2 separate regions of the Homo sapiens genome follow, and region 1 is linked to region 2. Evidence: chromatin loops called from intact Hi-C (ENCODE). Cell type or tissue: heart left ventricle. All regions are shown on one strand. Links, peaks and the distances in the headings refer to the core of each region. The heading gives the core; the rest is flanking DNA. Region 1 overlaps TEX2 (testis expressed 2). Region 2 overlaps TEX2 (testis expressed 2).

What was found. Peaks named below come from ENCODE experiments on the same cell type or tissue, not always from the same donor. Only the 100,000 strongest peaks of a DNase experiment are listed, where the experiment ranks them.
Region 1: a loop joins it to region 2, with 12 times the contacts of the local background. A loop is called at or near these places in 10 of 110 quality-filtered maps.

Annotation. Positions count from the first base shown.
Region 1 is chr17:64,181,438-64,196,647 of GRCh38, reverse strand. It overlaps TEX2 (testis expressed 2), which reads left to right. Exons shown (of 12, transcript NM_001288732.2): 3 at 1,553-1,753; 4 at 2,759-3,089; 5 at 8,233-8,480. Among named protein-coding and RNA genes, the nearest start is that of SNORA50C, 43 kb to the right of the region's middle. In heart left ventricle, for the core only: no CTCF peak of the experiment used is centred there; no DNase peak of the experiment used is centred there.
Region 2 is chr17:64,233,210-64,248,419 of GRCh38, reverse strand. All of the region lies in intron 1 of TEX2 (testis expressed 2), which reads left to right. Among named protein-coding and RNA genes, the nearest start is that of TEX2, 22 kb to the left of the region's middle. RefSeq lists a silencer at 7,966-8,175. In heart left ventricle, for the core only: no CTCF peak of the experiment used is centred there; DNase peaks (open chromatin) are centred at 7,219 and 8,012; H3K4me3 peaks cover 279 bases; H3K27ac peaks cover 2,238 bases.

The sequences.
Region 1 (15,210 bases), core at 3,485-8,484, 51 kb after region 2:
ACTTCAGGCCCCACTGTGATCTGTAATTGTCATCTTTTTCTCTTCATTGCTCTGATTGTTGCTGTTTCCTCACAAACGCCTCTTCCCATGGCCACTGCTTGCTCACTCAATATTGTTGAATAGATGCTGCTCCTGTCCGGTCATTCTTTGGGAGGAGGGAGAGAACCTCCCAGCTCAGGCCAAAACATCTACTGAGGTATATAAATCCATATAATTGGCTCATAAGTTTCACACTCTTTCCCCCATGACAAAGAGATATGTTTGTCCATTTTTCCTTCCACTTCACACTTAGGTGCTCTGTTTGTGACAACTTGTCTCTATTATGTTTACTACAGTGGGGTCATAGGATACGGGAATGAAGACCTAATTCTCTACTCTTTTGGAGGCACCTTTGGATCAAGAATCCTGTCCTTTTAAAAAATCTTTGTCCCAACTCCTAACCCATTGCTTCGCACATAGATTCAATGCGTGTTTTAATAAAAGGATGAATGAAAGAATTCTGAGGAGTCCTCATTCTCATAGGCTTTCAATTCAAGACTTTAGTGTGAGACTCAAATACTTAGCATGGAAATGGCTATTGCTTGAAAAGAATGACAGTCCCAACTCCCATGTAGTGAGCTTTAGCATCTCTCTGCTCATTACAAAGACATGTATTTTTAAAAAGTTGGGGAGAGTAGGAAGATATCAATTAAAACTCCCCAGAGGACTTCTTTTGTGAGATCTGGGCTACTCATAACCTGAAAAAGTATTTGAGGCAGGAGAAGTGTTCAGTGATGAATGATGATGACAGCTATGAGATTAGCTTTAACACAGTGTATAGTGTATTAGGCTTTTGTGTATGTATTTTTTGTCATACATTTCAGTGTTGGCTCTTTTAAAAAATCAAGATATGTAACACAAAATCATTTATGTCCAATTTGGCAGGGGGACCTGGAGCACAATTTTACCCATTTAAGTTACTATGTATCTTTGAATTTTGATATATTATTGATTATATTTACGATGTATTTAATGCCTAATTCTCAATCATCTGCTTTACTGCATGGTTTCAATGAGGTACATATTGTAGTGCAACAGAAGTGGAGAGGTAGTTCTCTGAGTCCTGTGATAACATGAATTAATACCTGAAATTTCAAAGATTCCAACTGGGCTGGGAAGAGCATGTGTTTAGCTAATTAAGAAGGCCAGACTGGGTGGGATTAATCACCCCAAAGGAGGTCAGGCAGAGAGGCTTGCTCAGTCACATGAACAAATCTTCTGAGTTTCCTGATGTGCTTATAAGCTTTAAAAAAAGAAAGAACCTTTTATTTAGGATAATGAACATTGCCATTTTTCCTCCAAATCCAGATTTTTGGTTATCAAAAACCTCCTCAGTTCCAGTTATCCTCCCAGCTAAGCACTTCTCTTTGCAACCTGTAGTCATTGGTGAGCTGATATCTGTGTCGTGATCAAGTTTGGTTTCAGTGTCCCAAATACCACAGTGTTCATCATTTCACACTAAATCAGATTTGCGATTATTCTGATATTACTAATGGAAGTTTTTCTTCATCAGGGATGGATGAATGAGATTTACAACTATGATCCAGAAACCTACCATGCGACTTTGACACATTCAGTCTTTGTTCGACTTGAGGGTGGAACCTTAAGACTTTCAAAGCCCAATAAAAATATATCCAGGAGGGCCAGCTACAATGAACCCAAGCCAGAGGTCACCTACATCAGCCAGAAAATCTATGACCTCTCAGACAGCAAGGTGAGCCTGAGCAATTTTGGAAGGATAGCTTAGATGAATGAAAAGCATATGGCATCTTGGATGCTTAACTGCATTTTTTTATACCCTAAAAAGGTTTGTGGTCGTTGAACAGTATACCTTAGGGGACAGTACCTCTCACACTTTAAAGTTTATGCACATCACCTGGGCATCTTGTTAAATGCAGATTCTGATTCAGTAGCTGTGGGCAGGGCCTCGGGCCTGCATTTTTATGAGCTCCCAGATGATACTCAGGCTGCTGGTCCACAGACCACAACTTGAGGAACAAGTGTTGTGCACTCAGAATTCTGCCTTTAAAAGCTAATTATTTCAGTCAAACAAAAAGCTGTGTGGCTATGTGTGGTGATTCTGCGGTACTTAACTATTGAAGTCTTTGTACATGTGCAAATGATAGATATGCAAAATAACTACATTTTGATTAAGTATTATATACTTCTATTTTTGTGAGAAATGTAAATTATGTATTCCACAAAGCTATTGTTTCTCTGTTCTTACAGTTCATCTGAATGATCTTTAGATTTCTCCAATGTGAGAGAAGTACTTAAAATAGTTTTTATATAAGTTTATTCTTAACTTGAGTTTGATACTCAAGGTTGACTTTAGCTTCCCATCTAGATTTTAGCTATCTTTTTTTTTCTTCCAACTTAAGTTTGGTCCAAGGTCATTAAATTCAGTTGATAGCCAAACATAGTTGATGATAAGCAGCTAAACATTATTATTGTGCTACTGCCACCTGAAAATTACGGATATTTATAACTCTCGCAAAATTATTAAATGCCTACTTTGTGGAATGATTTTGAAGAATAACAAGACACTTCTGAAAATTCCAGTTTCTGTAGTCATGTTATGAACAAGTGTTGAAAGTTATTTCATATTCATCATTTTAGTCAAAAAGTCTATAAGGTTTGCACTTTGTGCTATGCATAATATTAATGCATAGTGTAGCCAATCTTTAATATATAAATCATCATTTTTCTTTCTCTGTAGATTTATCTTGTACCTAAAACTTTGGCTCGAAAGCGAATCTGGAATAAAAAGTACCCCATTTGTATCGAGCTTGGTCAGCAAGATGACTTTATGTCTAAAGCTCAGACTGATAAGGAGACTTCAGAAGAGAAGCCGCCAGCTGAGGGAAGTGAGGACCCTAAGAAGCCACCCCGCCCTCAGGAGGGAACAAGATCTAGCCAGCGAGATCAGATACTCTATCTCTTTGGGAGAACTGGCCGAGAAAAAGAGGAATGGTTTAGGAGATTTATTCTGGCATCTAAGCTAAAGTCGGAAATCAAGAAGTCATCGGGTGTCTCTGGAGGTAAACCAGGTAATGATGTTTGTGCTAAATGCTTATGCATTTTTAAAGGGCCACTAGGGAGAATAGAGAAAGAATGCCAGGTAGGAAGGAAGGAAGGAAGGAAGCCCACCCTGAACTGATGGTTGTCTGCCACCTAATGTGCATTCTCATGACTCATTTACCATCTAGGCTGATCACTGCAGCCGTCTGTCCCAAATCATTTAACCAATGATGGATCCATTTGCAGATGATGTTTATTAGCCTTTGCTGGTTATGTTTTATTTGTATATAATGTGACTCCCCTGAGAGAAGCAGCAACAGAAAAACCCTGGTTCTGAGATGGCAGGTGAGTCAGGGAGATCCTTCAGGCTGGTACTTTCGAGCACCTGACCCTCAATATGTCTTCCGAGCCTGAGCTTGCCATAGAATGCAGAATCCTTGCACTTCCTGACCATTCAGGTCAGATCGTGGTCATTCGGATTGATAACCATGCAGCACCTCTTTGCTCAGCTTTGGCTGGGCTTGGAGCTGCAAGAGACACAAAACCAGTAAAAAGCAGTAGCTCCCCTGTCCTTCAGGTGTTGTGCCTGTTATGCAAAACTGGCACGTATGAGTCAGGTGTTCACAAATTGCCATGCTAAAATGAGTGTGGTGTAACAAATAATTGGGACAAGACCAGTGTGGGTGTTATTAGGGAAAGCTTTCTTACATGGATCTGAAACAAAGACTAGGAGGGAGCCACTCTGGGGCTTTCTCTAACAAGGCATTTGTGTTGATCCGGGAGTTATGCTGGTCACATGAGTGTCACACATTGCTTCAGAGTGCTTTGGTTCCTTCCCCTGGAACATAATCTGAGCCTTTGCCCTAACTCCTTTGCTAACCTTCCATTCTGTCAGCTTCAACACCAGATTCCATCCTAATCCCAGCACTGAGATCTAAGAAGTCCCTTTTAAGAATCAAGACGAATGGGGAGATTACTAGATATATTTATTTCCTAGGGCTGCTGGGACAAAATACCACAAGCTGGGTGATTTACAACAGAAATGTATTCTCTCACAGTACTGGAGGCTGGAAGTCTGAAATCAAGGTGTTAGCAGGGCCATGCTCCTTGTGAGACTCTGCATAGAATCCTTCCTTGCGTGTTTGCAGCTTCTGGTGGTGACCATCAATACTTGGCCCGCAGCCGCATCACTCCACACTGGCCTATCATCACATGGCATTGTCTGTCAGTGGCTCTGTGTCTTCTTGGAAGGACACCAGTCATATGGGATTAGGAGCCCACCCTGTTTCTAGTATGACTTTATTTTAATGAATGGCATCTACAATGACTCTGTTTCCAAATAAGGTCACATTCTGAGATACTGGGGTTAGGACTTTAACATATTTTTTGGAGGACACAATTCAACCCATAACACTGAGTAAAAGAAAATTCAAGTGGGTAAGAACTCCTCAGCACCAGGCACTGCCTAGCTCTCCTGGTAGGTCTAAACCTGTGCTGCTTCTTACGGTAGCCACCAGCCCCATGTGGCTTTTGAACACTTGAAGTGTGGCCAGTCCAGATGGAGGTGTGCTCTAAGTATAAGATGCACATTGGATTTCAAAGTCTTAGTCCAATAAAAGAATGTAAAATATCTCATTAATAACTTCTTATATTGGTTACATGTTGAAATAATATTTTAGATATATTGGGTTAAAAATATATTCAAATTAATTGTATTCTTTTTACCTTTCTTTTTCTTTCTTTCTTTTTTTTTTTTTTTTTTTTTTTTTTGAGATGGAGTCTAGCTTTGTTGCCCAGGCTGGAGTGCAGTGACACGATCTTGGCTCACTGCAACCTCCGCCTCCCAGGTTCAAGCAGTTCTCCTGCCTCAGCCTCCTGAGTAGCTGGGATTACAGGCACCCGCCATCACGCCCAGCTAATTTTTTATATCTTTAGTAGGGACAGGATTTCACTATGTTGGTCAGGCTGATCTTAAACTCCCAGCCTCAAGTGAACCGCCCACCTTGGCCTCCCAAAGTGCTGGGATTACAGGCGTGAGCCACTGTGCCCGACCTCTTTTTACATTTTTAAATGTGACTACTAGAAAATTTAAAATTGTTTATGTGGCTCAGATTGTATTCCTACTGGAAATATAAAGGTCTACTGGTCTAGGCACTGAAGCTCAGAATCAGGTAACCCACGGGGGTATATGGGGCCACCAGGAAACACCACCTTAGGTACTTAGGGGCCCCCCAGAGCACCTTCAAAAGAGGCATGTTATTCATGGACTTAAATAAAGCATTTGATTATTTTTAACGAGTTCAATTTTTGGAAATCCTGCCAAAAGTTCCACTCAGCACACAACAAACATAATGGTAAGAGTCAGAGATGTGGGAAAACCTTCAGTGCACTCACTGGTACTAAAGCAAGGCTCACACACCACTAATGTCTTCGTACATCTGTAAGTCTGGGTTGCCTTTGAAAGCTATGAATTGAGATATTTATGGTAAGTTTAAGCCACCAAAAGTGTGATTAAACTAGTAGCAAGGTAAATTGGTGAGCACTGTGCTGTTCTTCAAAACCATCTCTGAATCAGTGACTACATAGGTGGTCAGCCGTGAAGGTAGGACTGGTCTGATTCTCTGAGGCCAGGTACATCTATCAGTACCAAGAAGTTAGAAGTCTTCCTGCTCGACGACCTGCCCTGTCCTCTCCCTCAGGGATGCTGTCACCAAAATCATAGATTTCTCTAGCAACACGGATTGTGCTTCTCAGACTTGAATGTTTGACGGGATCTTAAGATGCAGGTTCTGACTCGAGGTCATGGGTGGGGCTGAGATTCTGCATTTCCAGCCAGCAGTGCCCAGGCTGCAGGTCAGGAAAGGCCTCCCGGAGGAATAAGAATCTGGAGACAGCAGGAAAGCCACATGGTCATTTGGCAGAATTCCAGTATGGTCTCTGCACAGGAAGGTCCTTGACTTTATCAGGGGCTATTGTCCATGAGACCCACAGTGCAGTGACGACTCCTGTGCTTTGTCCCACTCAGGGGAAGGGTGAGGTGATGTGAAGAGGCTGTTCTGTGGGCAATGAGCACCAGCCAGGCCTCGTAGGGGGTTCCTTTCCTCCTCTACATGGAGTGTGGCTCAGTCACAATGGGATCAGTTTGGTTTGAAGTGTTGGTATCATGCTGCCCTGTTTATTTCATCTTTTTTTCTCTTTTTTACTATTAACTAAACTGTAATCTTTATTTGGATTTCACTGGTTTTTCTACTAATGTCCTTTTTCTCTTCCAGGATCCAATCCAGGATATTAAATGTAATATTAGTTTACATCTATTTTTTAATGTTTTTGATGTAGCTTTTATCCTAGCAATTAAAAAAATGCTAAACATGAAAACGGTATAAGGATAATAAAAGTTACAAAAATGTATTTTTATAGTTATGCAGTGTAAAATATTAAAGTGCTGGAAATTATCTGGCTAAAATTTAAATTAAGAAATGGCTTGCGTGACCCTTTGTGAGGCTCTGGGGAATTATGGTTCTGATGGTTGGAGCCTCTTAAGAAGAAAATGGTTTGATTTGATTTTTTGATTTCTTTCTTTCTTTCTTTCTTTTTTTTTTTTTTGAGACAGAGTCTTGCTCTGTTGCCCAAGCTGGAGTGCAGTGGTATGATCTTGGCTCACTGCAACCTCCGCCTCCCAGGTTGAAGCGATTATCCTGCCTTCAGCCTCCCCCAGTAGCTAGGACTACAGGTACAGGCCACCATGCCAGGCTAATGTTTTGTATTTTTAGTAGAGATGGGGTTTCATCATGTCGGCCAGGCTGGTCTCGAACTCCTGACCTGAAGTGATTCATCTGTCTCGGCCTCCCAAAGTGCCGAGATTATAGGCGTGAGCCACCGCGCCCAGCCTGGTTTGATTTTAACCACTTTACGTTTCACCTGGCCATCAGAGTAAATCTAAATAAAATTGTTAGCATCAGGCGCATCCCATGCTTAAAACCTCTGGCGCAACAGGGTCAATATTAAATTCGAGGTTGGCTTTTGAGGCACTTTGCAGTCTGTTCCTGGCTAATCTCTCCATCCTCATTTCCTATCCTCTGCCCCCCGTACTATGCTTAGAACTTCACTGAATCTCTCACTGGCCTCCAAACATACTGTGCCCTGTCACTGCTTTTTGCATATGCTGCTTCCTGTACCTGGAATACTCTTCCCCACCTGGGCCAGGAAAATGGCAACTATTCCCTCAAGATACAGCGTAGATGTCACTGCTGTGAAAGTCAGCTAGGGTAAGCACCGCTCCAGTCTCTTGGGCAGAGGTAGTCACCCCCTTCTTTTTGCCCAGAGAGTCCCTTAGTTGTGCTACAATTTTGACACTTGTTACAGAAGATTGTGATTTATCTGCTTAGGTGCGTGAGTTCAAGGGCAGGGATTATGTCTTCTTTTTAGCATGGTGTGCTTGAAAGTGCTTGATGCATAATTTGTCGAATGAAAGACATCTTTGGAATTGCTGTGAGCTTGTGGATGAACAATTAATTAGCTCTCTACCCACTTTCCATTTACCCCTGATAGCACTGACAAGTTCGCCACTACTTGGGATGTGTTGGTCCTATATTTGACCTTTTCCTAAAAGATCATCAGGAGAAAAGAGAATAGTACCTACCAACTATATTTCTTTACTTCCATTACTCTAATTATCTTGGAGAGGAATAAAAACCGTTCTTAAAAATTACCTTAGAGAAAAAGGTACTTTTCAGGGTGGGAAATAAACTTATAAAATTTTTTTTTTTTTTTTTGAGATGGAGTCTCGCTCTGTTGCCCAGACTGGAGTGCAGTGGCATGATCTTGGCTCACTGCAAGCTCCACCTCCTGGGTTCACACCATTCTCCTGCCTCAGCCTCCCGAGTAGCTGAGACTACCGGCGCCCACCACCACGCCCGGCTAATTTTTTGTATTTTTAGTAGAGATGGGGTTTCACTGTGTTAGCCAGGATGGTCTCGATCTCCTGACCTCGTGATCCGCCCGCCTCGGCCTCTCAAAGTGCTGGGATTACAGGCGTGAGCCACCATGCCCAGCCCCTTATAAATATTTTTAAACAGTCATTTGATAGCATTGTAGCTGCTTTTCTCAGGGAGTCCGCTTACTTTGCAGTTGTTTTCTTCATTGTGTGAATAGCCCCCGTCTTCTTGGCTCCAGGGCTTTTGCCTGCACACAGCAGACACAACAGTCCGTCCGGGCACCTGACCCACAGCCGCAGCAGCAGCAAAGGCAGTGTGGAGGAGATCATGTCACAGCCAAAGCAGAAGGAGCTGGCAGGCAGCGTGCGGCAGAAGATGCTTCTCGACTACAGCGTGTACATGGGCAGGTGTGTCCCCCAGGAAAGCCGAAGCCCCCAGAGGAGCCCCCTGCAGAGTGCGGAGAGCAGCCCCACAGCTGGGAAGAAGGTAAAGCTGGCTGCTGGGCCGGACCTTTTTCACTTTTCGACTTAGACACATTTCTTCATGCGTAAGTGCTCCGAAGCCCTGTTGTGGGCACTGGGATAACAGTGGTACACAAGACAGAGAAGGACCCTGCCTTTGGGGAACTTGTAATCTACTCAGGAAGACAGCAAGAAACAAGCACCAGGTGGTGGGAAGAATGAAAATAAAGTCAGACAAGGGAGGAGGGGAAGTGGCCAGAACTGCTATTTTATTTATTTATGTATTTATTTATTTTTAATTTTAAAAAGTTTGTACTGTTTTTCTCTGCTATTTTGGATGGGTGGTCAGGAAGGGCCTCTTTGAGGAGGTGACTTTTGGGCACAGACCTGTTGGTCACGGGGGAGTGAGCCATGGTGATGGGTGTGGGAGGAGCACTCCAGGTGGGAAAAGCAGCAACCCAAGGGCCCGCTGTAGGCATGTGCTTGGAATATTCGAGGAACAGCAAGGAGGCCTGGCCGGACAGTGAGCAAGGGAAATGGGGAGGTAGGGAGGCTGGAGGATCAGGATGGGAGGCCATGGGAGGGTTTTGAGCAGGGTATGATGTTGACTGATCTAAGTATAAAAAGATAAGTGGCTCTTGGTGGAGAACTGGCTGTAGAGGGAAAAAAGGAGTGGGAGGTGACTGTCATAGTGAAGGCTGGATCAATGTGAAGGTAGTGACAGTAGGTGGTGAGGAGAGGCTCGGCTGGGGTGTGCTTGGCAGGAGGCGCTGGCTGGATTTGCTGACGTGAGAGAACGCAGAGGCCAAGATTTGCACTTTGACCTGAGCAACTGGATGATCACTAGGGGTTGTTGCAGAATCACTGGTGATTCAGGTCTCATTCCTCCAAAACCATTGTATTTTCAAATTCTCAGTCTCCTCGGCTATGCCCAGTGCTTTTGAAGATTTACCATGAACATTCTTTACAAAGTGTAACCGGACACGGACTTAGGATCATCTCTGATAAGATAACTCCTGTAAGCTGCCAGATGCCAGGCTCTGTTAGGCACTTTAATAGAATTACTCTGCTCTCTTGAACAGTCCTGCAAACTAGACAGGATTGTCTCCATTTTGTAAGCGGAGAAACTGAGGCTTGATGAAGTTAGGTAGCCTAGTCACACAGTTGCTAAGTGATGGAGTGTGCAAACCTCACCTGAGAACCCAGGGGCCCCTTGGCTCGCTGAGACTATTTTGCTGGGTTATTCTGAAAGCCTGCTTGGCCTGAGGCCTCCTGCCTCTACTTTGCACACTCTTCAGAGTCACAGTCTCTGCCTGGGGGACACTTAACCTCTCTTTCATATCCAGGTGTTTGACCTCTTTTTTTTTGAGACAAGGTCTCGCAGTGTCACCCAGGCTGGAGTGCAGTGTCGTGAACATGGCTCATTGCAACCTCGACCTCCTGGGCTCAAGTGATCCTCTCACCCTCCTGGGCTCAGCCTCCCAAGTAGCTGGAGCTACAGGTGTGTGCCACCATGCCCAGCTAATTTTTGTATTTTTTGTAGAGATGGGGTTTCACCATGTTGCCCAGTCTGGTCTTGAACTCCTGAGCTCAAGAGATGCACCTGCCTCGGCCTCCCAAAGTGCTGAGATTACAGGCGTGAGCCACCGCCCTTGGCTGTGTTTGACCTCTTACAATGACCATGTGTATTTCTGTTCTTAATGAGAAGCAAGCCATTGCTCTTGATCCGTTGATCCTCTTCAGTGTGGAAGAGGTCACTCACCTGATCTGTTTGAATTTGTCAGGGCAATAAAAGACCATATGCCTCTGCTGGCCTGCGACCCACTACCTCTGCACTGAGTCACCCCAGCTTTAGTGGGAAGCAGACCTCCCTCTAGGCAAGAGTGGGGTGATATAAAACTTTTCTACAAATGGTCCTGTTTACCACTGGTGAGTTTCCCCTCCCTCCAAATGCGAGGCTGTCAGCTGTCTGGACTCTCATCAGACTCAAGAAAATCAAGAGGAGAATTGTGCACTGACGTTAAGAAAATTATCCAATAAAATGCTTCCTTTTGAAAGATTTCCCCAAATTAAAAAACAAACCTGATTTTAGAGCTTTGTTTCCTTGGTTTGTGTTACATGTGCATATTGTATGCTATGTTCACTGGGGTCCCTGATGTCACAGCCCAGCATTGCTGTCAGGGGCTCTCTTGTTCCAGCCACCTGGCACTTACCCTTTAAGCACCCAGACATTTCTTTTCCCTCTTCTAAGTCTGATGACTTTTTTTTTTGAGATGGAGTTTTGCTCTTTTTCCCCAGGCTGGAGTGCAATGGCGTGATCTTGGCTCACTGCCATCTCCGCCTCCCAGGTTCAAGCAATTCTTCTGCCTCAGCCTCCTGAGTAGCCAGGACTGCAGTCACACGCTACCACGTCCGGCTAATTTTGTATTTTTAGTAGAGACGGAGTTTCACAATGTTGGCCAGGCTGGTCTTGAACTCCTGACCTCTGGTGATCCACTCTCCTCGGCCTCCCAAAGTGGTGGAATTACAGCGTGAGCCACTGTGCCTGGCCTCTGATGAAATTTTTTTTTTCTTTTTTTAGTTGGAGTCTCACTCTGTCGCCCAGACTGGAGTGCAGTGGTGCTGAAAATTTGAATTAGAAAATATCACTATTTTGGGGGGCAAGGGCCTAGTTTTCCAAATGTTTAGTGCCTGGTTTGGAAGGGGATTTAATTCAGGAAACAAGGGAACTCTTTTTTAAAAAATGTCTGAAAGTGCAATGGTACCACTTCCAGCATGGGTACATCAGGAAGAGAGACTCCACAGGTCAGCTGCAGATTTGCTCAGGGGTGTGAGTCCAGGGAGGCTGCTGGTTCTGTGTGCCCTGCATTGCCTGCCTGGGAGAGAGGCCATGGTTCCTGTCCTCCAGTAGTGAGGCTCTGGTGTTCAGGTTGCATAAGGCACTTCCACTCTCCATTTCAACAGACAGTTTTAAAAAATGTTAGAGATAATATTAACATATGCCACCCCGGTATGGAGAGTCCTGTCCTTATTACTACTCGTCGTGCTCATCATCTCATATCTATAAACTGGATTACAAGATATTATTACCTGTTTGGTGTTATCAGAAGATGAGAATGTTACAGAGCAAATAGGAGTCAAATAGAAACCAGGAAGTCTGTAACTGGCAGAATAGTTTTCCAGGGCTTCCCTTGCTACCCCCACAAAGTAGGCTTTTTAAACACTTAGAAGTTGAATTGGAAAATGTTTTTGTTGCACTAAGTTAAAAAATGAAGCTATATATCCAATTTAAAAATAAATTTTAAAAAGAATTCAGACAAGAGTGCTAAAACAAATCAGTGGAGAGAAAGAATAGTCTCTTCAACAAAGGTGCGGGAACAACTGGATATCTATGGGCAAGAGAATGGAGCTGGCCCTCTACCTCACACCATACATAAAAATTAACTCAAAATGGATCATAGACCTCAATGTAAGAGCTAAAACCATAAAACTCTCAGGAGTAAAATTTGTGACTTTGGGTTCGATAAACCTTCTTAGCTAAGATACTAAAAGCATAAGCAACCAAAGAAAAGATAGGTAAATTGGACTTCATCAAAATTAGAAACTTTTGTGCTGCCAACAATACCATCAAGACAGTGAAAAGATAACCCACAGGATGGGAGAAAATGTTTACGAATCATTTATCTGATAAGGTTCTGGTACCTAGAAATATAAAGGACTGGTACCTAGAAATGTATAAAGGACTCTTACAACTCAATAACAAAGAGATAAATAACCAGATTAAGCAACGGGGCTGGGTGCAGTGGCTCACGCCTATAATCTGAGCACTTTGGGAGGCCAAGGCAGGAGGATCACTTGAGCTCAGGAGTTTGAGGCCAGCCTGGGCAACATATTGAGACTCCATCTCTACAAAAAAGAAGAAAAAAAAAATTAGCCAGACATAGTGGCATGTGCCTGCAGTCCCAGCTACTCAGAAGGCTGAATCAGAATTGCTCGAGTCAGGGAGGTCAGAGCTGCAGTGATTAGTGATTGCACCACTGCACTTCAACCTGAGCAACAGAGCAAGACCCTGTCTCAAAAAATAAAAGGGTAAAGGATCTGAATAGACATTTCTCCAAAGAAGATACACTAACGCCCAAATAAGCAAGCACATGAAAAGATGCTCAGTATCATTAGTCATCAAGGAAATGTGAATCAAAACCACAGTCAGATGTCACTTCACACCCACCCAGATGGCCACAATGAAAAAGACAGATGGTGGCCAGGCACAGTGGTGGCTCACACTTGTAATCCCAACACTTTGGGAGACTGAGGCGAATGGATCACTTGAGCTCAGGAGTTCGAGACCAGCCTGGGCAAGATGACAAAACTCCATCTCTACCAAATAAATAAATAAATAATAAAAATTTTTAAAAAGATAGATGATAACAAGTATTAGTGAGGATGTAGAGAAATTGGAATCCTTGGCCGGGTGCGGTGGCTCACGCCTATAATCCTAACACTTTGGGAGGCCGAGGCGGGTGGACTGCCTGAGCTCAGGAGTTTGAGGCCAGCCTGGGCAACATGGCAAAATCCCATCTCTATTAAAAATACAAAAAATTAGCCAGGCATGGTGGCGCATGCCTGTAATCCCAGCTACTGGGGAGGCTGAGGCACGAGAATCACTTGAACCTGGGAGGCAGAGGTTACAGGGAGCCAAAATCATGCCGCTTCACTCCAGCCTGGACAACAGAGTGAGACTCTGCCTCAAAAAAGAAAGAAAGAAAGAAATTGGAGTCCTCATACGTTGCTGGCAGGAATGTAAAATAGTCCAGCCACTGTGGGAAATAGTTTGGTATTTCCTCAAAAAGTTAAACAGAGTCACCATATGAGCCAGCAGTTCCACTCCTAAATATATATCCAAGAGAAATGAAAATACATGTTTACACAAACACTTGTACACAAATATTTATAGTAGCATTATTCACAATAGCCAAAAGTGGAAAATGGTGGGGCACAGTGGCTTGCGCCTGTAAGCCCAGCAGTTCGGAAGGCTGAGGTGGGTGGATTACTTGAGGCCAGGAGTTCAAGACCAGCCTGGCCAATATGGCGAAACCCCATCTCTACTAAAAAGACAAAAATTAGCCGGGCGTAGTAGTGCACGCCTGTAGTCCCAGCTACTCGGGAGGCTGAGGCACAAGAATGGCTTGAACTCAGGAGGCATAGGTTGCAGTGAGCCGAGATCACACCACTGCACTCCAGCCTGGATGACACAGCAAGACTCTGTTTTAAAAAAAAAAAAAACACAACAAAAGTGGCAAACAACCCATATTTCCATTAACTGGTGAGTGGATAAAGTGTGGTATATGCATAGATGATAATATTATTATGCAATAAAAATAAGTTTATTATGCAATAAAAAGGACGCACTGCTACAACATGGATATGCCTTGAAAACATTAGTGAGGGGAGTCAGTCACAAAAGAACACATTGTATGACTTCATTTATAGGAAATGTCTGGAATAGGCAAATTCATAGAGACAAACTAGTTTCCTAGACTGGTGGGCAGGGGGATGGGGAGGAGTTGGGGAGGAATAGGGAGTGACTGCTAATGGGTACAGGGTTTATTTGGGGAGTGACGAAAATGTTCTAAAATTGACTGTGGTGATAGCTACACAACTCTCAATATACTGAAAACTATTGAATGTACTCTATTTTTAAAAATTATTTTTGTGGTAAAATACATAAAGTTTGCCATCTTAATCATTTTAAAATGTATAGTTCAGTAGAATTGAATACATTCATAATGTTATGCATTGACCCCCACCATTCTCTTCAACTTGTATAATTGAAACTCTATACTCATTAAACAGTAACTCCCCTGTCCCCCTCCTCCCAGCCCCTGGCAACCACCATTCCCTGTCTCTCGGATTTTGACTATCCTAAGTACCTCATATAAGTAGAATTATACAGTATTTGTCTTTTTGTGACTGACTTATTTCACTTAGCCTAATGACCTCAAGATTCATCCATGTGGTAGCGTAAGTCAGAATCGCCTTCCTTTTTGAGGCTGAATCATGCTCCATTGTGTACGTACGCCATTTTGCTTATCCATTCCTCCATCGGTGGGTGCTTGGCTTGCTTCCACATTTTAGCTATTGTGAATGATGCTGCTCTGAACATCAGTGTACACATATCTTGTTTTGAGACCCTGCTTTCAAATTTGTTGGGGTATATAGCCAGAAGTGAAATTAGTGCATCTTAAGGGTAATTCTGTTTAAATTGTTTAAGGAACCGCAATACTGTTTTCCACAGCAGCTATGGAAGGATGGAAAAATTGTATGATCTATGAATTATATCTAAGTAAAACTGTAAAAAAAAAAAAAAATACAAAACCAGCCGGGCATGGTGGCTCACACCTGTAATCTCAGCACTTTGGGAGGCCGAGGCAGGCAGATCACCTGAGGTTGGGAGTTTGAGACCAGCCTGACTACCATGGAGAAGCCCCGTCTGTACTAAAAATACAAAAAATTAGCCAGGCGTGGTGGTGAATGCCTGTAATACCAGCTACTTGGGAGGCTGAGGTAGCCTCCCTTGAACCTGGGAGGCGGAGTTTGCAGTGAGTCGAGATCGCGCCACTGCACTCCAGCCTGGGCGACAGAGCGAGACTCCTTCTCAAAGAATACAAAACCATGTAGCCAGATCTAATTTTGCTTTTTTTTTTTTTTTTTTTTTTTTTTGAGATAGCCTTGCTCTGTGGCCAGGGTGGAGTACA
Region 2 (15,210 bases), core at 4,128-9,127:
GAATCTTTAAAATGAGGTCCTTACCCATCTTGTGTTTCCTTTTAGGGAAGGTCTTTGAAGAATCTTAAACAAGTATTTTAACTCTTTAAGTAGCATTAAGCATGGAAAATTCTTATAAAATAGATTCTTTTCTCCCAAATTAATAGCTTATAAATTAGTGTACCAATTTTTCTTTTCTGTCTTTCTCTCTTGTTCTTTGATTATTTCTTATTCTTTCTCTCACTAACATAAAGCACTTAGGTATGTTTTGCAGTTATAGTTTGTTTTTCAATAGATTGGTTATTTATTGTCTAGAAAGTAACCAGCCGTTTTCCCACTACAGTCTTGGTTCCAGGAGTAAAATTGCTGGCAAAGCTTTGGGAGGCACCAGAAGGCTGTCTTCTTCCTGGAGTGAGATTTCACATGCTGTCTCTGTCTTGCCCAAATGCCCTAGGACCATGCACTCACCATCCAAAGGAATGTGGATTAAAACCCTACTCCTCCTATTCAAAAGAGTGTAATGAATTCTGTACATCTGGGTTTTTTAATCTTGGGGAGGGGGAAGAGAAATATCTGTGTCTCCTTGAAAATCAAGTGCAAAATCTTGAGGATATTTGTGTATGTATATTTGTGTGGTGGGGAGAGATCTTTGATGTTCATCAGGCTTTCAAAAAGCCCGCAACTGAGAAAGGTTAAAGAGGAACTTCAGGTCTAAATCTCTCATACCTCTCATCTAAAAAGCTCTAAAGCCAGCTTTTTAGAATGGAGAGACCAATTCACGGTAGAAGAACCTGGAGCACAGACAACACCGGTGAGCGAACTGCAGGCTCCCCGCGCGGGGCATCCGTGCGCAAGCCTGGCCGCCTCCTCACTGCTCAAACCAGATCATCTCTGGAGCCCTGACATTCTCTTTCCTCACTGCTAGCCCCACTCCCCTCAAATCCTAGAAGACCTTTGAGGGAGAGAATTGGAGATACACGTCATCCTAGCCAGGTGTCCTGTGCCAGGATATTTTCTCCTTCAGTTTTCTTAGTCCATTTGTTTTGACCAGAACCCTACTGAATTTTCACAGGGCATCTTTTTATTTTTCTTGGGTTTGCCTCTTTTATTCCTCTTCTTCCTCCTCTGCCTTCTTCTTTCTTTCTTTTCTTTTCTTTTTCTTTTTTTTTTTTGAGACAGAGTCTCACTCTGTCACCCAGGCTAGAGTACAATGGCCTGATCTCAGCTCACTGCAACCTCCACCTCCTGGGTTTAAGCGATTATCCTGCCTCAGCCTCCCAAGTAGCTGGCACCTGCCACCACGCCCAGCTAATTTTTGTAATTTTAGTAGAGATGGGGTTTCACCATGTTGGTCAGGCTGGTCACGAACTCCTGACCTCAGGTGATCTGCCCACCTCAGCCTCCCAAAGTGCTGGGATTACAGAATTACAGGCATGAGCCACCACGCCCAGCTGCCGCCTTCTTTATTTTTCTGTATCCTGAATAATCTGTTCCCCGTCATTGGCTTTTCTGTTAGGTCTGGTGATTCTTATCTGCAGCAAGAAAAGGGGGTCCCTCACGTAGACACAGCACCAGGAGGCTGGTCCTCCCAGCTCTGTGACTCTGGAAGGTGGATCCTGCCCTTCCTTGGAAGGCCTTAGGGCCTCAGCTTACCCCTTTTAGCCCAGAAGTCCAGCCTTCTCCTCGTGCAGCCTCCAGCTGTTCTAGAACACACATCTGCTGTTGCCTGTTACTGACTCCTTCCTTTCCTCATGAACATCATGTGTGTCCTGTGATGGTGGGCTCTGCTCATGAAAGTATGATTGTTTTATATACCTTTTTTTAAAGACAGAAGTTGCTGCTTTCAGAAAGACCATTCTTCTAGGGGGCAGCCCAATATTTAAGACAATGCTGGTAGGCTGGACGTGGTGGGTCACGCCTGTAATCCCAGCACTTTGGGAGGCCAAGGTGGGCAGATCACGAGGTCATGAGTTTGATACCAGACTGGCCAATATGGTGAAACCCCGTCTCTACTAAAAAATGCAAAAATTAGCCAGCTGTGGTGGCGCACACCTGTAATAACAGCTACTCAGGAGGCTGAGGCAGGAGAATTGCTGGAACCTGGGAGGCAGAGGTTGCAGTGAGCTGAGATCATGCCACTGCACTCCAGCCTGGGCAACAGAGCGAGACTCTGTCAAAAAAAGGACAACACTGGTGACAAATATGCATGATTGCAGCAGATCCCTGTTAGCAGAAATTTAGAGTCAAGAATGGTCATCTTCTGCCTTTGGCCATTTAAGCTTCTTCCTTTCTGAATTTCAGCCTCTAGTGCTCAGGAGGAGGTCAGGGATCTGGCTCTTAAAGGGTGTTGGAGAAAGGTCTCCTTTCCATATTGCTTCTGAGGACTTCTTAGACCATTGGCAGCACACGTCCTCACATGAAGGTGGGCGTATGATCTGGGAGACTCTGCTTAAGAAACCGGATCTCTTTATTGATAGAGCCATCTCATGAGCAAGTAATGCAAGCTGTTGGTAATTACAGAAAACCTACTGTGGAATTTCATCTAAAATTAATGAAGAGTCAGCACTGTGGATTTTAAATACAGAGGCAGTAATGGCTTTAGCTCTCAGCTGTCTGCGGGCTTTCCTTTGCTCTCTGTTGTGCTGGGGGCTCCCTTCCGTCTTGTCCAGTTGGTTCGTATCCCTATGACACAGACCCATTTTAATGGAACACCACCAAAATATGCAGTATATTCCAAAGTCAAAGGTTTAGGATCAGAAAAGTGAAAAAGGTTCATCGTATTAAAAAGAAAACAAACGTGGAGAATAAAAACTGGGCAGTGAAATCTAGCTAGATGACCATAATATGTCTGCTTTTCTTGACTTTATTATTATTACTTTTTAAGGGCATTGTTCAATCCTCGATTTTGTATCTATGGCAGCAGGTGAAGGTCTCTAGATGAGCGTTCACATACACGATGACAAATGGTTAAGGAATTTTGAGGCTAAAATCTTTACTGCTTAGATGTCATGTACTTTATAGGCATAGCATTTCTAGATTTAATAGGAAGGATCTCTGCTCTGTATGTGCTTTTATGTGACTTGCAAAGGAACTATTCCATTTAAATAGATTTCAATTAGGATAATGGGTTTGAGACATTTCACAATGGTATATTTTCTAGACTCTTAAGATAGAATTGTCAAATTATAGCAAATAGAGTTAGAAATTATTTTGCAATTTTCTCAGCAGATTGTAATTTCTCCTGCCATACATGTAGTCATTGTAAAAATAATAGTGTAAGGGTACCTTTTATAAAACTGATTATTTTCCAAATAGACTGGTACCTTTTGGTTTAGAAAAAAAATGATGGAAGAAGATTGTAGTTCAGGAGAGCAAGCAGAAAGCAGTCATTTTTCAGCCTTTCATTTTATTGTACCTTTGGTCACATTTTTGAAGAAAGGCCCAAAATTGCCATATGTATGAAAGAATATTGGTAATGGGGTAGAGTTGGAATGAAAGTGAGATTTTCAGAGTAACAAGGTCACTTTCTTCTGTGGCTTGTAGAAACAGATATGTGATCACAACAGGTCCAGCAGCCAGGGTTGGGGGGAGTAGAGAGTTCATGTAATTTGTATCATGCTTAAATTTCCATATTTGAAAAAGCAACTAGAGAACAGGATTTTGTCAAAACAAAGAGAAAAAAATAATTTTTTTAAACAGGAGGGGGAAATGTACGTGTTATTCTTACAGGATGTTGAAAAATGTTTAAATAGCTGCGATACAGTTTGTTGAGGGGGCAGGGGACAGTGGGAACAGTGACTAAAGGGTTACATTTTGATGTAGAAATGCCTAGTTGAAGAAAAAAGCTTGCCTGGGAGGAAAGTTTCTGTGGAGATGTACCCTGCATTTGGAGTGATGTACTGAAGCATCAAAGACTCAGCATTAATTTTGATCTTTCTTGGGAAGCTGGAGAAAATAATGCATTTCTGAGAAAAAATAGTAACTTATGAAATGTCAAAGCCTGCTCTGGACAATGTCAACATCCATGAGTGCGAGGCAAATTCAAGAATCCAAACCCTAAGTGAAGACCTTCCTGACCTGCTGTCTAGACGTCAGGGGCTGTTTGAGCGGTGAGGTCCAGCGGGTTAGGCATTCCAAAGATACGAGAGGCCCACACCCACATCAGGATTGTGTGTTAGTTCTCAGGCTTCCTAGGATTTTTCTTGGGAAAAGGTTTTTGACCCCAAGTGGCTCCCAGCTTGACAGAAATCTTTAGAGGCAGCTCAGAAAAACTTTGGTTTCCCAAAATAATCCAAAGGCTAAAGTTCTGCCACCCTTTAAAAGAGTAGTGTTTTGGCTGGGCGCGGTGGTTCACACTTGTAATCCCAGCACTTTGGGAAACCGAGGCGGGCGGATCACGAGGTCAGGAGTTCGAGACCAACCTGGCCAACATAGTGAAACCCCGTCTCTACTGAAAATACAAAAGTTAGCTGAGCATGGTGGTGCATGCCTGTAGTCCCAGCTACTTGGGAGGCTGAGGCAGGAGAATCGCTTGAACCCGGGAGGTGGAGGTTGTAGTGAGCCGAGATCCCACCACTGCACTCCAACCTGGGCAGCAGAGTGAGACTCCATCTCAAAAAAAAAAAAAAAAAAGTGGTGTTTTAACTTCTTTTGGGACATAGTCACCATTTAGGACTCTGAACACTATGAACTCTCTCCGCAGAAATCCGCACATGTACACACAGACCAAAACTTGCATGCATGTGTGTGTTAAGAACCCTTCATTTAAAATAAGATGCAAAGTTTTGAAGAGAAAGTTTGCTGCTGTTACAGACACCATTTTCCCTTGAGTGTTAAAGCGTTCAGCTGGGAATGTCCCTTGTTGGTTGTTCCTCAGTAAGATTAGCAGAGCTGGAACCTGCCAGCCAGGCCTCATTTTGAGACTTGTACAGCCTGACAGTAGTGCTTCCAAAAGATGCACCTCCCCACTCACATCAGGAGCTGAGGCCCAGTGTTTCCCCCAAGGGTCTTTTTGAAGAAGACATTTTTGTCTAATAACAGTTTTATTATTTTTATTATTGAAAAAGCTGTACCAACTCTGTATTCATTTTCCTGGTTATTCATATGCTTTTTTCCCCTGAGAGTCAAAAGATGGGTTTAACCTTTGACCTTGTGGGTTTTTATGGCCTGAAATTAATTTTTTAGAGAAATTGCTTTATCTTTAAAAAAATTTTTGGCCGGGTGTGGTGGCTCACGCCTGTAATCCCAGCACTTTGAGAGGCCGAGGCAGGCGGATCACGAGGTCAGCAGTTCGAGACCAGCCTGGCCAATATGGTGAAATCCCGTCTCTACTAAAAATACAAAAATTAGCCGGGTGTGGTGGTGTGCGCCTGTAGTCCCAGCTACTCGGGAGGCGGAGGCAGAAGAATCGCTTGAACCTGGAGGGCAGAGGTTGCAGTCAGCTGAGATCGTGCCACTGCACTCCAGCCTGGGTGACAGAGCAAGACTCCATCTCAAAAAAAAAAAAAAATTTTTTTTTTTTAGAGATGGGATCTCGTTATGTTGCCCAGGCTAGTCTCAAACTCTGGCCGCAAGTGATCCTCCCACCTTGGCTTCCAAACGTGTTGGGATCATAGGTATGAGCCCCTGCACCTGGCCAAATTGTTTTTTACATTAGTTATGAAGGAGGCATTGCGTGCCTGTATTATGTGTAACACAATTTGAGAATACATGTTTTTAACAAAGTACGTTATGAAAACTGCATATGTTGGATTTGTGTCCTGCTTTTAAGTCCTTTGCTGTACTTTCTCACAGGCTGGGAGGAGGATGATTCTGGTTCAGAGGCAGGCCCTGGCACCACAGGTCTGAAACTGCAGTCCTCTTGGTGGCAACAGCCCTTTGATTTCTACTTCCAAACCCCTGGTAGATCACATCCTGCAGAGGAGCCTTTATTTGTATGATCAAGATATGACAAGTTTCCACCACCCAGAAGTAGTAATTCCTCCCTTTTCTGGAAGGATCCTTTTCTTTGTTACAGCAACTGGATTAGATTTTCCATGTCCTAAAAGAAATGTATTTTCCCAGCAGAAACAACCTTATACAAAGTGGTTCCGTGGAGGAGAGAATTACCATGTTATAGTCCTCAGGAAGGCTTTTGTTCCTGGAAAGGATACCATTGAATAGTGACATCTGAGTTTTAAGGTAGATTTCACTTTCTTATAGCAACAGTGCTGTAATGTTACATTATGGAAGCTAAAACCTGATGCTCAACTTGTAAAATATACTCAACTATAAACATTCCTCTTCTGAACTATATGGAATTTTCTAAAAAGGACATAAATAGGTTACTTAGGTATTATGTGCAGTGTTCCTTCATTCATTCATTAAACTAATAAATATTTCAGTGCCAGCATTGGGATACAGCAGTGAATAAACCTAACTTTCTGCCACATACAGCATATTTTTCTTGTGGGGCAAAAAGTAACAGGTAGGCAATGTCAGACAGTACCGTTCTCAAAAATAAAGAGAGAGCCAGGTGCAGTGGCTTACTCCTGTAATCCCAGCTCTTTGGGAGGCTGAGGCAGGAAGATTACATGAGCCGAGGAGTTTGAGACCAGTTTGGGCAACAGTGAGACCCTGTCTCTATTTAAAACATTGAAAAACTAGCTGGGTGTACTGGCATGTGCCTGTAGTCCTAGCTACTCAGAAGGCTGAGTAGGAGGATTGCTTGAGCCCAGGAGTTCGAGGCTGCAGTGAGCTATGATCGCACGAGTGCACTCCAGCCTGGGTGATAGAGTGAGATCCTGCCTTTAAAAAAAAATAATAATAATTTTAGAAAGATAATAAGGGATGAGGAGGCCCCACTTTTAGGATGAGGTAGTCAGGAAGGTCTTTCTGAGAATGTGACACTTGAGCTGAGACCCGCTGTTATTTTTACTACAACAAATTTTAGGAGTAACAATTATCTTTGGGATCTTGGAATTCAGTGAGGCTTCTTTTCACAGATTTTGATAGATTTGTTTGAAGGACCTCTTGAGGAGTTAGGACTTTGGTGTCAGTGTCCTTTTGAGAGAGAGACCCAGCCATATCTGTTTTTTCCTTATTGTCAGTTTTCCTGCGGCAAGAACTGGAGGAGAGATGAAATTACCGCTTGGCCTCTTGGCCGCAGTTCAAAGCAGAACTGAGCATCTTCCTGCTCACTGGTCGGCTTCTGAGCTCAGCACTGAACCTAGCTGCCAGACATTAGACAGTAGTTCCCAACTGTCTTCCAGACGCATGAACCGACCCCTCAGCAGTCACTCCATGAGCTCTGACAACCCCAAATGCTTTCCCTGGATTTGTCACTGCATCTGGAGGCCAGCTGGCTTCAGCATGGCCCTGAATCCCAGACACAGGAGCCTGGGCACAGGGTGAAGGATTGCGGCTGTTGGCCTGAGGCTATTTTTCTTCTGAATGTCATTTTAAGCACTGAGTCACAAAATTCTAAGTCTTTTAAGCAGCAGTATAATACTGCCAATGATGCTGCTGCTGTTTAAAAATTTTTTCACATGTGACCTGCTCAGCCCTGAAGTTATTCCTATTACTCCAGAGTCCCAGAGTACATTAATAATCAGTGTTTGTACAGGGCTGCAGTTGACAGATCCATTGCCATACATCTTCCTTTAATCCCCACAATACCCTATTGTTACTCTTGCCTTGCTTTCCCCTTCATCGACCAGGCAACTGACTCTAAACCGATCAAGGAAGAAGAGGGACTAGCCATCCAAGGAGACAGACACTTATGCCAGGAATTTTGTAGAATTCCTTTCATTCCCCATGCAAATGCTAGGAGGTAGACTTTATTTTTCTCATTTTGAAGCTCAGAAAGTTTCTGTCACTTGCCTGAGGTCACACAGCTGGTGAGGGGCAGAGCTAGAGTTTGACTGCTCAGAGGGGTCAGTCTGAGTTGGAAGCATATACTCTTTCTACTGCACCAGGCGCCTGTCTGACCTGCCTGAGGACAGCCCTGCTTGCTCCCTCCTCTTCGTAACTCCACCTCCACCCTCTTCCTCTTCAGTGTCCCCTCAGTCACCTTGCCCAGTGTCTGAGCCAGGACAGGGTGTCGTGGGCTGGCCCGTGGGTGGGCAGTGACAAGTGCTGTTATCTTAGGTTCCTGGAGGATGAATAGGCTTTTAAACATTTATTAACAAAGAGCTTTACACACACACACACACACACACACACACACATCTGCATATACACATACTTATATACATCTGTATATATAAAGATCATAGAGGAAAGTTAAGCTTCATATGACCCTACCATAGCAGGCATTCATTTACATTTTTAAACATTGTATAATCAGTGTACTTACTAGTTTGTATTTTCCCCCTCATTTATCATGATTTCATTTATGCATTTCTAGGCAGTGCATATACTTACCATCTGTAAGGACTTGTAATATTTCCTGTTAGCACACCTAGAGTCCTTATTTAACAATTCAAGTTGTTAACCTTTTGTGGCCTGGTAAGGAACTTACCAGATAACATTATTTCTCTTCTCTTATCTTCTCTGCTTTTTTTTTTTTTTTTTTTTTTTTTTTTTGAGACAGAGTCTCACTCTGTTGTCCAGGCTGGAGTGCAGTGGCATGATCTTGGCTCACTGCAACCTCTGCCTCCCAAGTTCAAGCAATTCTTCTGCCTCAGCCTCTCGAGTAGCAGGGATTACAGGTGCCTGCCACCACACCTGGCTAATTTTTGTATTTTTAGTAGAGACGGGGTTTCACCATATTGGCCAGCCTCGTCTCGAACTCCTGACCTCAGGTGATCTGCCTGTCTCTGCCTCCCAAAGTGCTGGGATTACAGGTGTGAGCCGCCATGCCTGGCCAGCATTATTTCCTTAAGAAAATAAGTTGCTTTTGAAAATTTTTTTGTAAGTTAAGCTTAGTTTATTCATCGTTTTAGTGGATTTGGGTTGGAAACATGCAGTAAGCATTTGACAGAAAACAAACATTTGTATTTTCCAGGTTTCAGTTTACATTTTGATCTAAATTCTGCGAACAGTTATAACTAAATTTACAAAGCTCTTTGGGGTATGATTATATGTCTAGGTAAAACTCTTTTAAGAAGATGAAGCAGAGAGGATTGAATTGACAAAGACAGCTCTTTAAAAATTAAGGTTATTTCAAGACTAAGAACATAACTGCTTAATTGCAGGTAATAACAGAAAAAACTTGGAAATAAACATCCCATTATTTGACCTCCAAGGCAGAAGACTGGCACCAAGGAAATGGCAGCTTCGTCCCTTTCCTGTCTTGGGCATTGGTAAAAGGAGTTGTCTAGACATGTTTGATTTCTGTTTCAGCCCTTATTAGTAGTTATGCCATGGCAAATTATTCAATTTCTCTGACTCAGTTTCCTTATTCAGAAAATGGAAGCATAATTCTTGCCTCATAGGGCCATGAAGATTAAATGAGGGGTGTCTTGAAGTGTCTGGGACATAAATCTTCAATAAAAGCTAATTCCTTTTTTTTACAGTTATCTCAAACCTTTTAGTGAATTGGTGCTTATCAGTGAGCTTTTTAGGTGATGCAAAGACCCTGCTTTGCTCATTTTAAGGAACAGTTATTTTTCTTTCTCCATTTTGAAGTTTCTTGTTTGCTGCCTGGTTGATATGGTTTGGCTGTGTCCCCACCCATATCTCATCTTGAATTGTAGTTCCCATAATCCCCACATGTCATGGGAGGGACCTGGTGGGAGGTAATTGAACCATGGGGGTGGTTACCCTCATGCTGTTCTTGTGATAGTGAGTGAGTTCTCACAAGAGCTGATGGTTTTATAAGGGGCTTCCCCCTTCGCTTGGCACTCATTCTCTCTCCTGTTACCCTGTGAAGAGGTGTCTCCTGCCGTGATTGTAAGTTTCCCGAGGCCTCCCGGCCATGTGAAACTGTGAGTCAATTAAACCTCTTTTCTTTATAAATTACCAAGTCTTGGGTATTCCTTCAAAGCAGCATGAGAACAGACTAATACATTGGTTTAAATTAGAATGCCAAAATTTAAATAATTTTTATCTTGAATAGTAGATGGAATTAACTTTCTCTTGAAAGATATATTTTAAAAAATTGAACTTACACAGACAGTTTTGAAATGGTCTTATTTTAGTTTTATTTATTTATTTATTTTGAGACAGAGTCTCACAGTGTCGCCCAGGCTGGAGTGCAATGGCACAATCTCGGCTCACTGCAACCTCCACCTCCAGGGTCAAGCGATTCTCTTGCCTCAGCTTCCTGAGTAGCTGGGATTATAGGCGCCCACCACCATGCCCAGCTAATTTTTGTGTTTTTAGTAGAGACGGGGTTTCACCATGTTGGCCAGGCTGGTCTCGAACTCCTGACATCGTGATTCTCCCACCTCGGCCTCCCAAAGTCTCAGGATTACAGGCATGAACCACCGCGCCTGGCTGAAATTGTTTTTATTATAGATGTTGCTTGTGCAGTTTTGTTAGAAGTTCGTGACTTTTAACAGTGATGAAAATACTTCGTCATTCAACAGGTTATTTTTCTGCTGGTTGTAGGTTATTTGTAAGGAACTGTTAGTCTCCTATCTGGGTGGACATGTAATAGTATCAGTTACTGAACCAGAACTTTAAACACCTTTCTGATACTCACACTGGGAGGTCACCAAGTATCTCAGAATAAAATGTCCCAAACTGAACCTACCATGTTCCCAGAAACCCAGCCCTTCTCAAATTCCCAGACTTGGTGAATGGGAGCCTGTCCTTGCAGTCTTGTAGCCCAAAACCTAGGGCTTAAGAACACCTTCTTCCTTACTCCCATATGCAACCCATCAAGTTCCATGCATTTCATCTCCTAATCTCAAATCCCTTCACCCATCTCCACAGCCACCCCGCTAGTCCGGGCTGCCATTGTCTCTCACTTAAAATGTTGTTATTGTCTAACTGACCTTCCTGAACCCTTTCTTGCCTCTTTCCAGTTTATTTTCCACACTACAGCCAGAAAAAGCTTTTCAAAATACGCATCTGGTCACCTGCATACCTGTCTCCAGACCACATACAATAAGCCTTCACTTGTTCCTCCTTTCCCTTAGGAAAAAAACTAGATCCTCAATGTGGCCTTCAAGGCACTGCATGACCCAGCCCCTGCCGCACTCCTGTCTCATACTGTGTGTATAATACTCACCCCCGAGAAGCTGCTTCAGATTCCCCCATGAGGCTCTGCGCCTGCCTCAGGCCCTTACTCTTACCCTTCTTGTTTCTGGAATGCCCACGCTGCCATCACTTAGCCAGCTCGACTCATCCTGGAGATGTCAGCCCAATGCCCACTTGTTCAGGGGGCCCTTCTGTGATTAATATTCAAAACGGATCAGGTTTCCCTGCTGACTGTGATCTCTTGGTGCCCTTCACATCACTTCCTAGTTCTTGCATTGATTATGTGATTGTCTCGCTCCTCACCCCTCTCTAAGCTCCCTGAGGTCAATCTGAGTACTGCACCACTTTGCAAATTATAAGACAGGAAACAAGTAAGTCCGGAATATTCAATCATTGCCTTCACTCTCAGAGCTCAAATTCCACGTGTCCAACTGTCAAGATTTGGCTTACATTAAAATGTTTATGCAAACAGACATTTAACAGTGAATAAATTGTGAAATTAAGAGAGCCATAGATCTATAGCTAACTCCAAATGTTTGTGTGCATAATAAATTGAGGGAAAAATAAGAGTTTATCTTTAACTAGGTGTTATTCTTAAATTAATTCCTGTATTGTAGTGTAATCATCCCTCGGTATCCATAGGAGATTAGTTCTAGGATCCCTGATAGATACCAAAATCAGAGAATGCTCAAGTCGCTTGTATAAAGTGGTGTTATATTTGCATATAACTTATGCACATCCTCCCATATACTTTATTTTTAAATTAATTAATTTTTTGAGACAGGGTCTTACTCTGTCGCTCAGGCTGGAGTGCAGTGTCAACCTGGGCTCAGGTGATCCTCCCCACTCAGCCTCCAGGTAGCTGGGACTACAGGCGTGAGCCATCACACCCAGCTAATTTTTAAAACTTTTTGTAGAGACGGGGTCTCACCGTGTTGCTCAGGCTGGTCTCAAATTCCTGGGGCTCAAGCGATCCTCCTGCCTTAGCCTCCCAAAGTGCTGGGATTACACTGGGCCCAGCCCTCATATATACTTTAAATAATCTCTAGATTACCTGTAATATCTAATAAGATGTGAATACTATGTAAATAGCTGTTATATTGTGTATTGTTTTTAAAATTTTTATTTTTTTTTAGTTGTATTTTTTTTTCCCCGAATATTTTCGATCTGTAGTTGGTTGAATCTGCGGATGTGGAACCTGTGGGTATGGAGAGCCGGCTGTACCTTAAGCTATTTAGATTGCTATTTCAAGGAGGAGTTTACATAGGGAAAAATCTGTGTTGCAGGTGCCCAAGGTGGCCAGTGTAAAGGGGAAGACAGAGTCATCAACAAAGTCACCAGGTAACAGTAATATGGATGAACATTTGCTACAGGTGGAATTTCATAGGAAAGCTCATCTGATATAGCTTGTTTGTGTCTCGGTAAAGTCCTAGGCTAATGTAACCAACTTCCCTAAAGATGGAAATATATTCCCATAGCACTCAAAAAGGGATGTGCAGAATTTGGGAGTTTTTATGATTTTAGTACTTGTAGTAGAACATTTACTTATGTATAGCAATGAATTAGAGGAGCAGAATAGGATGGGTCATACTCAGGGATGACCTAGGCCTGCTGGTTTCTTTTTGCTGTAAACTGTGGTTTACTTTTTGTAAGAAAGTCTTCACAGTATGGAACATATATCCCTAATAGGCAGCTTTTTACCCCAAACAAGTTTTGAGGGGCCTATCACAATAGACAAAAGCGCTTTATAGCCTGGTCTGTGAATTACTGTGACTTTTTAAAAGCACCTTTCAGTGCTTGCCTGAGTTGTCATTACACTCAAGGTCCCCCAGAATTGATGTTCCCCCTGGGTAGATAGGGTGAAAGTCTTTGTCTTTCCAGTGATGTGCTCAGTAAGTACTGAGTGGATGGAACACTTTCTTGGAGCACAGAGCACCTGCAGAAAGCTTCTGTTGGCTCCAGATTGGTTTGTCAACGGAAGCATCCGCATGAGGCAGTGCCACACAGTGGTTAAGAGGATGGCCTTGGAACCTGAGTCCTAGCTCTGCTAGTTAGTAGCTTTGTTACCTTGGTGAGTTGCCTAAACCACTTTCTTTTTCCTCGTGTATTAAATGTGGAAATGATGATAGTACCTACCTGGCAGAATTGTGAGGCTTAGATGAGATAGTGTTATAATGTTGGTAAAGTGATTAGCTAGAGGGCTGGCAGTCATAAACGTTGATTGTTGTTCTTGTTGGTTCAGGGTCCCTCTGATACATCTTCACAGATCAGGACTGCGTTTGACTTGGATCTCTATGGCCCTTTTTTCCAAGAATTCCTGCCACTTTACTGGACTGGGTCATGCGCTGCCCAGTACCTAAAGGTGTTCTTTAACCACAGAAATTAAAATGGCAATCATAATGTTTTTGGAGGAAAAAAAAAATACCTGTATTTTCTGAAGAAATAAATAACCATTGTATCTTTGTATTTAAATAGAGTAACTGCCAAATCAATAGGATATTTTGAGAACAAGTGGTAATATTTCTTGGTGTCATTTACTCCATCATAAAGATCCATGGGGAGAGAGCAGTGTGGTTAATTATGATGTTCCTGTGCTGTCACTGCCTAAATTGACAGTGTATGAAGTGCCGTCCCATTTATTCTTTCTCCCAACAAGCTGAGGGGTGGGGTTTTACCATCATGGTCCTCATTCGACAGATCCAGACCCAGTGAGGCTGCTCCTGAGCTGGTGTTTTTTCCAGTTAGCCTCAGCTGTCAGCTGCGCCATGGAGGATGATTTTGGGTGTTGAGTTATCTGGGTGGTATTTAATGGGCTCCTAATTGCACATGGATGGCCAGAAAGTTCTGCTCCTGTTTTGGCGTTTTGCTTTGGCAGACAGTGCTCTCTGAGGACTCACATAAGCTGGAAGAAAAAAACCCAACAACAAACTCAACGCTAATCATCTGGAAAGACAGGATACTGCTGTTAGGCAGATATTGGACCTGTGAACAGAAAAACATCAAGATCACAATTTTACAGCGTTTGTTTCTTTGAAATGTCAAATGGAGCCCCAATACAGCCATCAGGTTTATAGCACCTCCAGAATTAGATTAGACGGTGTGGTTCCATGCTGTGTACTTGTATTTCTGGTTATGAAATGCTCCTTGTGCTTATTTTCCCCAATCTGCTGAGAAACACTTTTTTCTTGTTCCTTTATGCATTCACGTTTCTTTTTTATTCCACTTGCCTTTTTTCCTTACCCCTTATTTCTGCCTTCTGCTCTGCTTTTGGCCTTTAGACAGCAATGGAACAGACCTTCAGGAATGGGCGTCCATGGAGGCCCTGGCGGGGGCCAGCTCTGTACCTAGGATCTGAGTTGGGGGGTTAGGACCACGTCCCAGGAGGTAAGGCCACAACTCAAGGGCAAACAGTACAGGCATGTGTAGTGAAGATCAGGAGCAGGACATGGTCTCACTGTGCCCTGTGTCTATGGAAGCAGCTGCCCATTTCTGATTCTTCAGATATTTTAAATGAGTTCATTGACCTTGATAGAGACTTGCCCTTCTTTGATGTAGTTACACAGCAATAGCCTGTTAGAAAGCACTTGCCTCTAACATGGTGCCTTGCAAGGTAGGTGTAGACTATATTAACTAGTTATTGGTGCCAGGGAATAACTGGTACTATATCTCCACCTGAATTCCTCGTGATTCCATTGTCTCTTTCTGGGTATGCATGTGTTTTTGTTTGTTTGTTTGTTTTTTGAGATGGAGTCTCACTCTGTCACCCAGGCTGGAGTGCAGTGGTGCGATCTTGGCTCACTGCAACCTCCACCCTCCAAGTTCAAGCGATTCTCCTGCCTCAGCCTCCCAAGTAGCTGGGATTACAGGCGCCTGCCACCGCGCCTGGCTAATTTTTTGTATTTTTAGTAGAGATGGGGTTTTACCATCTTGGCCAGGCTGGTCTTGAACTCCTGACCTCGTGATCCACCCACCTTGGCCTCCCAAAGTGCTGGGATTACAGGCGCGAGCCACCACACCAGGCCGCATGTGTGTTTTTAAAGTGTAATGCATTCCTAATGGTCCAAGTTGTTTTACACCAGTGAATCTCAGTTCCAGGGTGGGCCC